Linked DNA regions of Homo sapiens: region 2 is linked to region 1. The links are chromatin contacts, found by Hi-C or POLR2A ChIA-PET in ENCODE. All regions are on one chromosome and are shown on one strand. The core of a region is the stretch at or near the end of the contact, and the rest is flanking DNA. Distances in the headings are between cores, read along the strand shown. Region 1 overlaps GRB10 (growth factor receptor bound protein 10). Region 2 has its middle 60 kb from the start of COBL.

The links. Hi-C counts contacts between places; a loop is a spot of excess contacts on that map. ChIA-PET counts read pairs that join two places held with the same protein, here RNA polymerase II (POLR2A). Pooled maps may share reads with other maps.
Region 2: a loop to region 1 is called in a map of dorsolateral prefrontal cortex, with 4 times the contacts of the local background. The contact joins two enhancer-like sites. A Hi-C loop is called at or near these places in 1 of 168 maps with a recorded cell type or tissue (dorsolateral prefrontal cortex) and 2 of 50 pooled maps. POLR2A ChIA-PET finds 5 or more read pairs at or near these places in 1 of 52 experiments (HEK293).

What each region holds. Positions count from the first base shown.
Region 1 is chr7:50,630,674-50,636,194 of GRCh38, reverse strand. The region is part of intron 7 of GRB10 (growth factor receptor bound protein 10); the gene reads left to right. Among named protein-coding and RNA genes, the nearest start is that of DDC, 68 kb to the right of the region's middle. Within about 2 kb of position 3,219, at least 3 of the 41 ENCODE cell types and tissues checked have a DNase peak (open chromatin) inside an H3K27ac peak, as active enhancers do.
Region 2 is chr7:51,374,477-51,379,997 of GRCh38, reverse strand. No RefSeq gene overlaps it. Among named protein-coding and RNA genes, the nearest start is that of COBL, 60 kb to the right of the region's middle. Within about 2 kb of position 3,382, at least 3 of the 41 ENCODE cell types and tissues checked have a DNase peak (open chromatin) inside an H3K27ac peak, as active enhancers do.

The DNA of each region.
Region 1 (5,521 bases), core at 1,970-4,469:
CCAGCCTGGCCAACATGGCAAAACCCTGTCTCTACTAGAAAATACAAAAATTAGCCAGGTGTGGTGGCACGTGCCTGTAGTCCCAGCCACTTGGGAGGCTGAGGCAGAAGAATCACTTGAACCCAGGAGGCAGAGGTTGCAGTGAGCTGAGATTGCACCACTGCACTGCACTCCAGCCTGGGAGACAGAATGAGACTCTGTCTCAAAAAAAAAAAAAAAAAAAAAAAAAAAAGGAAAGGAAAAAAAAAAAAAAGCTGTGGATCCATCTGGTCCTGGGCTTTTTTTTTTTTTTATTGGAAGATTTTTATAATTACTGATTCCATTTTATTACCCCTACTTGTCTATTTAGGATTTCTGTTTCTTCCTGATTCAATCTCAGGAAGTTGGGTGTTTCCAGGAATTTATCCATTTCCTCTAGGTTTTTTAGTTTGTGTGGATAGAGATGTTCATAATAATCTGTGATGATCTTTTGTATTTCTGTGGTATCAGTTGTAATGTCACCTTTTTCATTTCTGATTGTGCTCATGTGAATCTTCTTTTGTTCTTAGGTAAACTTGCTAGCTATCAATTTTATTTATCCTTTCAAAGAACCAACTTTTGATTTCATTGATCCTTTGTGGGTTTTTTTGTTTTGTTTTGTTTTTTGGGGTCTCAATAACACTTAGTTCTGCTCTGATCTTTATTTCATTTCTTCTGCTAGCTTTGGGTTTTGTTCTTGTTTTTTTAGTTCCTTGAGGTGTGACATTGGGTTGTTAATTTGAGAACTTTCTGTCTTTTTGATATAGACATTTAACACTATAAAACTTATTTCTTAGCACTGCTTTTGCTGTATTCCAGAGGTGTTGATATGTTGTGTCTCTATTTTCATTAAAAAAATTTCTTTTTCTGCCTTAAGTTCATTGTTTACCCAAAAGTCATTCAGGAGCACGTTTTTTAGTTTCCACGTATTTGTACAGTTTTGAGAGTTCCTTATGGTATTGATTTTTAATTTTATTACACTGTGGTCCAAGAAGATACTTGATATGGTTTTGATTTTTTAAAAAATTTATTGAAATGTGCTTTATGGCAAAGCATCTGGTCAATTTTGTTTGATGTGCAGATGAGAAAAATGTATATTCTGCAGGTGCTGGGTAGCATGTTCTATAAATGTTTATTATTTCCATTTGATCAGGTCTAGCTTAAGTTCAGAGTTTCTTTGTTGACTTTCTGCCTCAGTTACCTGTCTACTGTTGTCAGTGGGGTGTTGTAGCCCCCCACTATTATGGTATTGCTGTCATTCTCTTCTTTTAGGTGTAGTTGTATTTGTTTTATGAATGTGGGTGCTTTGGTGCTTGCACACGTATTTCCAAAATTTATGTCCTCTTGTATTGAATGCATTCTTATGATATAATGCCCTTCATTGTCTCTTTTTCTAAAACTGTTGTTAGCTTAAAGTCTGTTTTATCTGATATAAGAATGGCTACTCCTGCTCACATTTGTTTTCCATTGCATGATATATATTTTTCCACCCATTTACTTTGAGTCTGTAGGTGTCTTTAGCCGTTAGGTGGGTCTCTTGTAGGCAGCAGATGGCTGGGTCTTGTTTTTTTATCCAGTTTGCCAGTCCATGTCTTTTAAATGGAACATTTAGGCCATTTATGTTCAACATTAATATTGGTATTTGAAGTGTTATTCCTGTCATAGTGTTGTTAGCTGGTTTATTTGTAGTCTCAGTTGTGTAATTGCTTTATACAGTGAGCTTTGTCTACTTATGTATGCTGTTATGATGGTGAGTATCATCCTTTTGTTTCCATTTTTATAACTCCTTTGAGAATTTTTTTGTAGGATTTGTCTAGTAGTGGCAAATTCCCTCAGCATTGGCTTATCTGGGAAAGGCTTTATTTCTCCTTCATTTTTGAAGCTTAGTTTGGCAGAATATAAAATTCTTGACTTACGTTTCTTTTTTCTTAAAGGAGGCTAAAAATAGACCCCCAGTCTCTTCTGACTTGTAAGGTTTCTGCTGAGAAGTCCACTGTTAGTCTAATGGGATTTCCATTATAGGTGATTTGACACTTCTATCTAACTGCTTTTGAAATTTGTTCTTTCATGTTGACCTTGAATTAATCTGATGACCATTCTTTGGTGAATGTGCATCTTCTGTAGTATCTCTAATGGGTTCTCTGAATTTCTTGTATCTGCATATCTACATCTCTAGCAAGTTTGGGGAAATTTTCCTGAATTATTTCCCTTAAATATGTTTCCAAACTTATTTTTTTTCTTCTCCCTCAGGAATACCTATAAGTCCTAGGTTTAAATAATCTTACATTTCTCAAAGGCTTTATTCTTTTTTAAAAAATTGTTGTTTCTTCTTATCTGGGCTAATTCAAAAGACTAGTCTTCAAGCTCTGAAATTCTTCTGCTTGGTCTACTCTATTGTTGAAGCTTTCAACTGTTTTTTGAAATTCCTTTAGTGAACTTTTCATTTCCAAAAGTTGTTGTTGTTGTTTTGTTTGTTTTTAATATATCTATCTCATCTTTCATCTCCAGAATTACTCTTCTGGTTTTTTTGTGTTGGTTTTCAACTTTCTCTTGGCTCTCATTGAGCTTCCTTACACTTCATATCTTGAATTCTTTATCTGTCATTTCAAAGTTTTCATTGTGGTTAGGAGCCATTGCTAGAGGGCTAATGTGGATGTCACAACATTGTTTCTTCATGGAGCTGGAGTTCTTGTGTTGGTTTCTTCTCATCTGTAGAAGCGGTCACTACTTATTTTTGAATTTACTTTCATTTGCTTGGTATTTTTTCTTCCCTCCCCCACCTTGAGGATGTGACTGTTCTGTATGTTGGTTAAGTTCCTTTGTCTTGGCTTCTCTGTAGTTTTAGGGGGCCAAGGCTTTTATGAATTACTTGGTTATAGATAGCTTTAGTGTAGTGGTTTTCTCAAATGCTAGTTGTTTGTAGGTTGTAGTAACAGTGTGCTGGACCAGTGGTCAGACTCACTGTCTCCTACAGAGAAATGGGGAGGTGGAGGTTTCAGGAGGCTTATCTCATCCCCCACCGCTGTATACTGTCAGCAGGAATTACTTTGAGTTATGCAGTTCACCCTACAGGCCAGTAGGTGGCGCTTGCAGTTGAGAGGCAGTTGCAATAATAGCAGTGGAATTTTTGGCCTTTGTTGATGTGGGGAAATACCAGGGTTTCCCTGGCCATGGGCGGGATTCCCAGGGATCCCGTCCTGCACTCTGCCACCACCCTGGCTGGGGGCGGCAGAGCTGGGTATGGCTGGGTCTGGCAAGCCCGTGACCAGGCTCTCCAGGGCAGGTACAAGCACCAACCTTGGCGGGGGTCTAGGGACACCTCTCAGGCCACTGGGACAACCCTCTAGTGTGCAGCACAGTTGCCTTTCCTGCGCAACAGAGTCTCTTCAGTAGGAGGAGCAACTGGGATGCTTAGCCCAGCAGGTAGCCCTGGAGACTGCCAGCTCACACTCCCCCAACCCTGTGGTTCTCCCTCCAGCATCCAGCCCTAGCAACTGGCCCAACCAGCTAGGCTTCTCCCAAGTCATCCGCACTGCCCTGAGCTCCTGGTACTCAGGACCTCAGGACTCCCTGCAACGGAAACCAAGGCTATCAGGCCACACCCTTCTGGGTCTGGTCTCACTAAGGGTGGGGCACCCGGCTCCCATGCCACCCCTTGAACCTGCGCCACACTCTTTGCTGTGTTCAGACAGTGGGGGCTCCTCCAGTATTTGAAATCAGGCCACAAGTCTCATCTCCATAGCCCTGGGCAGTGTGCTGCGTCCTGGGGAGCTGAGACCAGGCCTCAGGGTCAAGCCTCAGCTGTGGTGGGGGACACTGAACTGCTCCCAGGCTAACAACAAAACACTTCAGGTGGGACAATGCAGGCTATTAAGCACATTTTTTTTAAGTAGGTTTGAGTCACTATAATTGAACAGGATTATTATGCGTGTTCTCTTTATGGTGAGTAGAGCCATATAATCATGTGTAGTGCTTCAGTTATCCCTTATATCAAGAAATAATATCATTAATTTAAAACAGAACTAAAAATAATGGCAGAATTACATTCCTTTTTGGTGAGATTAATTTAGCCTACCCTGGTTGGTTATGCCCTAGTCTGAAGTAAATGTAATTTACCCCAAACCTCCAGGCTTCAGGGTCTGCCCAATTTGAGGCCTTCAGGGCCACATGGAATCAAAAGCCTTTTTGTGTGAAGCCTTGGAGCCCACCTGGTACACGCTGGGTAGTGGGTTGCAGTGGAGAAGAAAGGCAAGCAGAGCCAGGGCGGGGAGCCCTGGTTAGATCCTGGCTCCAGTACTTTCCACCTCTGTGACATCGGGCAAGCTTTCTGCCTTCCAGAAATAGCTCCACCTCCTGTCAAAGGGGCAGAGACATGTGCGTGGAGTTAAGGCTTCCTTTGCCTTCCTGGCACAGCAGTCTTCCTGCTTTCTCCTCAAGGCCCCTCGGAGGCCAGGTAGGGTAGGGTAGGTCACCCAGAACAGGATTTCATCCACATGCACAACCTCATATCACGTCTTCGGGACCTTTTGCCTGCTTTGATAATTTCTCTTACCCTGTGAATGCCTCCACTTGGCCCTGTGATTACAACCTGGCTTCTCCAAAACATTTACCACGAGTATTTACCAGAGTTACTAAAAACTCCATTTTACATTACATCCTAAAAGAGCTTTTGAACTAAAAAGTATGCTAGATCATAATTAAGCACTGGGATGAAACTGGTCGCAAGAGCTGCTGGCCCAGAAGCCCTCAGATGTCTCGGTTTCTGTGTGAAGGTCTCAGGGTAGGTGTGGATCTCGGGTACTGTGGGTCAGTGTGTGCACCCTGGAGGCTGGGCCGTCTGTCCAGGGACATCTTATGCTGCAGAGGGCTCGAAGAGGACAAAGAGAGTGCCCCATTTGCTATTTTTACAAGGCGATTACTGCTGAGCCTTGAGCAAAGACTCACAGCCAGTCAGGAGGTCTTTTGGATGCAGTCATGAGATTCCCTGAGCCTGTAAGTTATCCAAGAGCAAGGTCTAAGACTGTGGCAGGAAGCAAGAGTGAGGGTCTGTGCTAAGATTGACAGCAAGGAGGGGCCTGAATGACTCCCACACACACAACAACCCCGTGGGGGCCACTGAGACAAAAAACCAGGTGCCCCAGAGTGGAGTTTGGGGCCGTGGAGATATAATGATCTACCTTCAACTCCAATTGTTCTTAAACTTCTTCCTTTAAGTTTGCAAAAAAAATTAAGCTCTTGCTTTTTTGTCTATGCAGTGAATATGTAAAAAGTGACAACAGAAAGTCTGGGAACAGTGGAACCTTCTATTAGCACTTCAGGGCTTTTATAACGGGATTCAGTGCCAAGCCAGCCAGAGGCCTGGGTAGCTTTGCAAACCATTCCTCCCCCAACTAACTCTAAAAAGACAGAGTTTCATGCTGTTGACATAATTATGCCCTCTTTAATATTGCCGTTTTATTTTTAAAAACAATTTGCTATTTAGGGGCTTTTTTGCAGTAGAGAG
Region 2 (5,521 bases), core at 2,133-4,632, 740 kb before region 1:
GTCTCGAAAAAAAAAGAATTAACACTCAGGCCAGGTGTGGTGGCCAATGCCTGTAATCCCAGCACTTTGGGAGGCTGAGGTGGGTGGATCACTTGAGGCCAGAAGTTTCAGACCATCCTGGCCAACATGGCGAAACCCCGCCTCTGCTAAAAATACAAAAATTAGCTGGGCATGGTGGCGCATGCCTCTAGTCCCAGCTACTTGGGAGGTTGAGGCAGGAGAATCCCTTGAATCTGGGAGGCAGAGGTTGCAGTGAGCTGAGATCACATCACTGCACTCCAGCCGGGGTGACACAGTGACACCCTGTCTCAAAAAAAAAAAAGAACACTCACTCCCAGGGCATGCTCCCTGCATGTAACCAGGCTGCTCTCCCTCTGCAAGCTTGCACACTGACCCCTGGGCTCCCTTCGTGGGCACAGGCCAAGAGAAAGTTTGTGGCCTGAAAGAGCACTGGCTTGGGGACAGGCCACCCAGATCTCAGACCTATCTCTGTACTCAATAGCGTGAACAAGTTAGTAACCCTCAGCCTTGATGTTCTCATCTGGAGCAATTTTTAAAAATTTTTTATTGGTGGGGCATGGTGGCTCACGCCTGTAATCCCAGCACTTTGGGAGGCAGAAGCAGGTGGATCTCCTGAGGTCAGAAGTTTGAGACCAGCCTGGCTAATGTGGTGAAACCTTGTCTCTACTAAAAATACAAAATTAGCCGGGTGTGGTGGTGTGCACCTGTAGTCCCAGCTATTCTGGAGGCTGAGGCATGAGAAATGCTTCAACCTGGGAGATGGAGGTTGCCAAGATCATGCCATTGCACCCCAGCCTGGAAAACAAGAGCAAAACTCCGTCTCAAAAAAAAAAAAAACAAAAGGTTATATATATATATATATATATATATATATATATATATATATATATATGGCCTCGTTGTAATTCCTCATGTCCTAGCATGCTTCTGTTTGGGTGTGTTTGGAGGGGTGTTACCTGGATGAAACTCTGGGAGATGCCTCTGCTTTTTGGGCTGCCCGTGTATAAATCTTTCCATAAGGGGAGCACTCAATAGTGTTTATTCACCTCCTCCACCCCAACCCTCCCAACCAATTTTCATTCCTCTTTTCTTCCTTTTCTCTGCTCTCACTTGGAGGGTGCCTGCCAAGTGTAGGCACAATCAGAACACCCCAAGCAAAGATGATTTCCCTTTTCTTTGGATAGACTCACTGGCAGAGATAAAATATACTCACTAGATTCAAAAAGATATTTGTGCACCCATGTTCATAGCAGCATTACTCACAATAGTCAAAAGGGGGAAGGAACCAAGTGTCCATCAACAGAAGAACAGATGACAAGATGTGGTCTATCTAGACAATGGAAGATTCTTCAGCCTTAAAAAGGATGGCAGGCTGGGCACGGTGGTTCACATCTGTAATCCCAGCACTTTGGGAAGCCAAGGCAGGCAGATCACTTGAGGTCAGCAGTTTGAGTCCAGCCTTGCCAACATGGTGAAATCCCACCTCTACTAAAAATACAAAAATTAGCCATTAACCAGCTGTGGTAGTGCACGCCTGTAATCCCAGCTACTCAGGAGGCTGACACAGGAGAATCGCTTGAACCCAGGAGACAGAGGTTGCAGTGTGCAAAGATCATGCCACTTCACTCCAGCCTGGGGGACAGAGCCAGACTTCATCTCAGAGAAAGACTCTGTCAAAAAAAAAAAAGAAAGAAAGAAAGTGTCCAGCCTGGGCAACATGGAGAAACTCCATCTCTACTAAAAATAGAAAAATTAGCTGGGTGTGGTGGGCACCTGTGGTCCCAGCTACTTGAGAAACTGAGGTGGAAAGATCACCTGAGCCCGGGATGCAGAGGTTGCAGTGAGCTGAGATCGCACCACGCCACTGCACTCCAGCCTGGGCCACAGAGCAAGACCCTGTCTCAAAAACAAAACAAAACAAAAAAACTAGAAAGTGAGTGATATGGATATGGAATTGCTGCAGCTGTCCTGGAGACACGCCCTTTTGAAGGGAGACCTATGTCAGGAGACTGAATTCTTCATTGGCTGAAACCCCCACTGCTAGGAGGGGCCCACCTGGAAGTCCCCATGCTGCTACCCTGCAATTCCATACTTGGGCACAGTAAGCACAGAATCAGAGATGGGACAAAGGACAGCATGGCGCACTGGGGAGCCCTGAGCCTTTCTGATGGTTACCCTGTCCCCAGGGGCCCCTTTCCTGAGGGCACACCCAGGTGTGAACTTCACTCAGCACAGGCCAGCCCCTCCAGGGCAACCCAAGCCCCTCTCTACCCTACTAGAGAGACAAATGGTGGAAATGGGGAATTGAATGGAGAGCCGAGGGGACGGGACCGGGATGGGAAGAGGGGAGGAGGCTGGGCTGATAAGTAAGAATTGTAGGGACTAAGGACATTTTCCAAGAAATTTTCTCCTAACTTTAATGTAGTTTAGGTAACAAAATAATATATGAAGTATCAATATTGACATCCTCAAAGAGGAGGAAGCTGCACATCAGAGAGCTAGTATAACTGCACGAGGCTGCACAGCAGAGACAGGATCAAAGCAGGTCCAGTGAAAACTCTATAGGCCTCCACTACAGACCCACTTCAGAAATCCACGTTCTAGAATGTTCCAGAACCGATCATGTAACACAGGTGCCAAAGTACAACTGAAAAATAAACTTTAATGTCTTGAGCTCTGCCTTTTTTTTGAAACAGGATCTCACTCTGTTGCCTCGGCTCGAGTACAGTGATGCAAACACGGCTCACTACAGCTTTGATAATCTCCTGGGCTCAAGCAGCCTTCCTACCTCAGCCTCCCGAGTAGCTGGGACTCCAAGCATGCACCTCCACACCTGGCTAATTTTTAAAATTTTTTGTAAAGATGGGGTTTTGCCATGTTGCTCAGGCTGGTCTGGAACTCTTGGCTTCAAGCAGTTTTCCTACCTCAACCTCCCAAAGTGCTGGGATTACGGGAGTGAGTCACTGTGCCCAGCTAAGACCTGCATCTTTTTTTTTTTTTTTTTTTTTTTTTTTAGAAATGAAGTCTGTGTTGCCCAGGCTGGTCTTGAACTCCTGAGCTCAAGTGATCCTCCTGCTTTGGGCTCCCAAAGTGCTAGGATTACACGCATGAGCTATCGCGCCAAGCCAAGACCTGCATCTTAAGAGGGGGACTTTAGACTGCAGGCCTCTTGCTTGCAAGTGAGATATAATTTTCCCAATCCATCCAGAAAGGTCCTTGTATCTTATATGACTCATACTAATTCTCAGAGAGTGATCATCACATTAGAGACTCTGGAGTGTACCCTGCTCATAACCTTCCTTCTGCAGAAAAAAATGTGATTCAGCAGAAAATAATGCACTATCTACACACAGCACACACTTCCTGGTTATCAGATTCTAGCCTTTTGTTGTCTTTGAGCTACTTTACAGCTCTGTAAATTGTAGGCAAATGATATATTGCCCTGTCTAGTAGAGGTTCTCCCTCACTCTCTTGTTGAAAAACCAGTTTCCATTTGCACATTCATTTCACTATTCCTGACCTGTGAATGTGACTGTTCTCAGCTGCCCTGTTGAGCTGGTTATAACGTCACCTGGCCCCCTTATGAGTTAAATAAAATGGTTAATACCTATTCATTTTCTATCTATGTGAAAGTCATAATTTCACCTTTTTTTGAAAATGATCTTGCAACACTTCCTTCATCAGGTGTTTATGACAGCTCCTTTAGGCCAGAAGAGATGCTGGGGTCCCTTGCAGGGCATCCCATCAAGTGGAGTTAAGAGCAGCCGGCAGGTAGCTTCTGTTCCCCAGGGCAGTCTCTGAATGGGAAGGGAGGCAAGGGGAGGAGGAAGAGAAGAGGGAGGGGTTCTGCCCAGTGGATGGGACAAGGTCTTAGCAAGACCTAGCTGCTTAGGCTGGGTGAAGTGGCTCATGTCTATAATCCCAGCACTTTGGGAAACAAAGCAGGGGCATCACTTCAGCCCAGGAGTTCTATTTCAGCCTGGGCAACAGAGAGAGACCCCATCTCTACAAAAACAAACAAACAAACAAACAAACAAACAAAAAACAGCCCAGCATGGTGGCTCATGTCTGTAATCCCAGCACTTTGGGATGCTGAGGCGGGTGGATCATCTGAGGTCAGGAGTTCGAGACCAGCCTGGCCAACTTGATGAAACCCCGTCTCTACTAAAAGTACAAAAATTAGCCAGGCATGGTGGTGGACGCTTGTAATCCCAACTACTCAGGAGCCTGAGACAGGAGAATCATTTGAACCTGGGAGGCAGGGGTTGCAGTGAGCCAAGATCGCGCCATTACACTCCAGCCTGGGCGACAAGAGCAAAAACTCCATCTCAAAAAACAAACAAACAAAAAAAACTAGGTTATCTCTCTGGTTAAGCTCCTAGCCAGCTATTTGACCTTGAGTTTTAACAAGGTCTTTAAGTTTTAAGGGTAAGAAAGTGTGTCAACCTCTTTAAGTTTTGAGGGTAAGGAAGGGTGTCAAAACTAACATTTATTTCCTGAGCTCTTGTTTGTCTTGTCTGGGGTGAGGCTGGAGAGGTGGGATGATTGACCACGCTGGACAAGAAGCTAGGTTTCAGCAGTTAGGCAGTCTACCTGGGATCAAGGCTCCTGATGGCGATACTGACAGTAATAACAAGAGCAGCAGGTACCATTTCTTTGGCACGCATATGCCCATATATATTATCTCATTTAGTCCCCACCACTGCCTGGAAAGAAGGATTAATCTATGATCCTATCATTCAGACAGGAAGACAAAGGCTCAAGGTCACACCACATAAATTCCGGTTCTAAATTTAGCCAAGTAATAAACCCTTTATTGCACTGCCTTCGCCTCCTAGATGTGACAGGGCAATCCTTTGGCCATTGAATCACTTCTTTCCTCACCTGTAAAAGAGAGAGAATTATTACTTTGATCATCACACGTAAAGGAATGCAATGGCAGATGACCAAATGCCATGTGGTTTCTTGAGCTGGATTCTGGAAAGGAAGAAGGGACATTAGTGGAAAAGCTGGTGAAATCCCAACAAAGTCTGGAGTTTGGTGAATCATGTTGTACCAATATCAGTTTCCTAGTTTTGACAAATGTGCCATAGTTGCGTGAGATGTTGATGGAAGGCAAACTGGTGAAGCATGTAAGAAAACTTTCTATATGATCTTTGCAATGTTTCAGTAAATCTTTTTTTTTTTTTTTTTTTTTTGAGATGGAGTCTTGCTCTATCCTCCAGGCTGGAGTGCAGTGGCATGATCTCTGCTCACTGTAACCTCTGCCTCCGGGGTTCAAGTGATTCTTCTGCCTCAGCCTCCTGAGCAGCTGGAACTACAGATGCGCACCACCACACCAGGCTAATTTTTGTATTTTTAGTAGAGACGGGGGTTTCACCGTATTGGCCAGGCTGGTCTCGAACTCCTGACCTCGTGAACCACCTGCCTTGGCCTCCCAAAGTGCTGGGATTACAGGTGTGAGCCACTGTACCCAACACTGTTTGATTTTTTTACAATA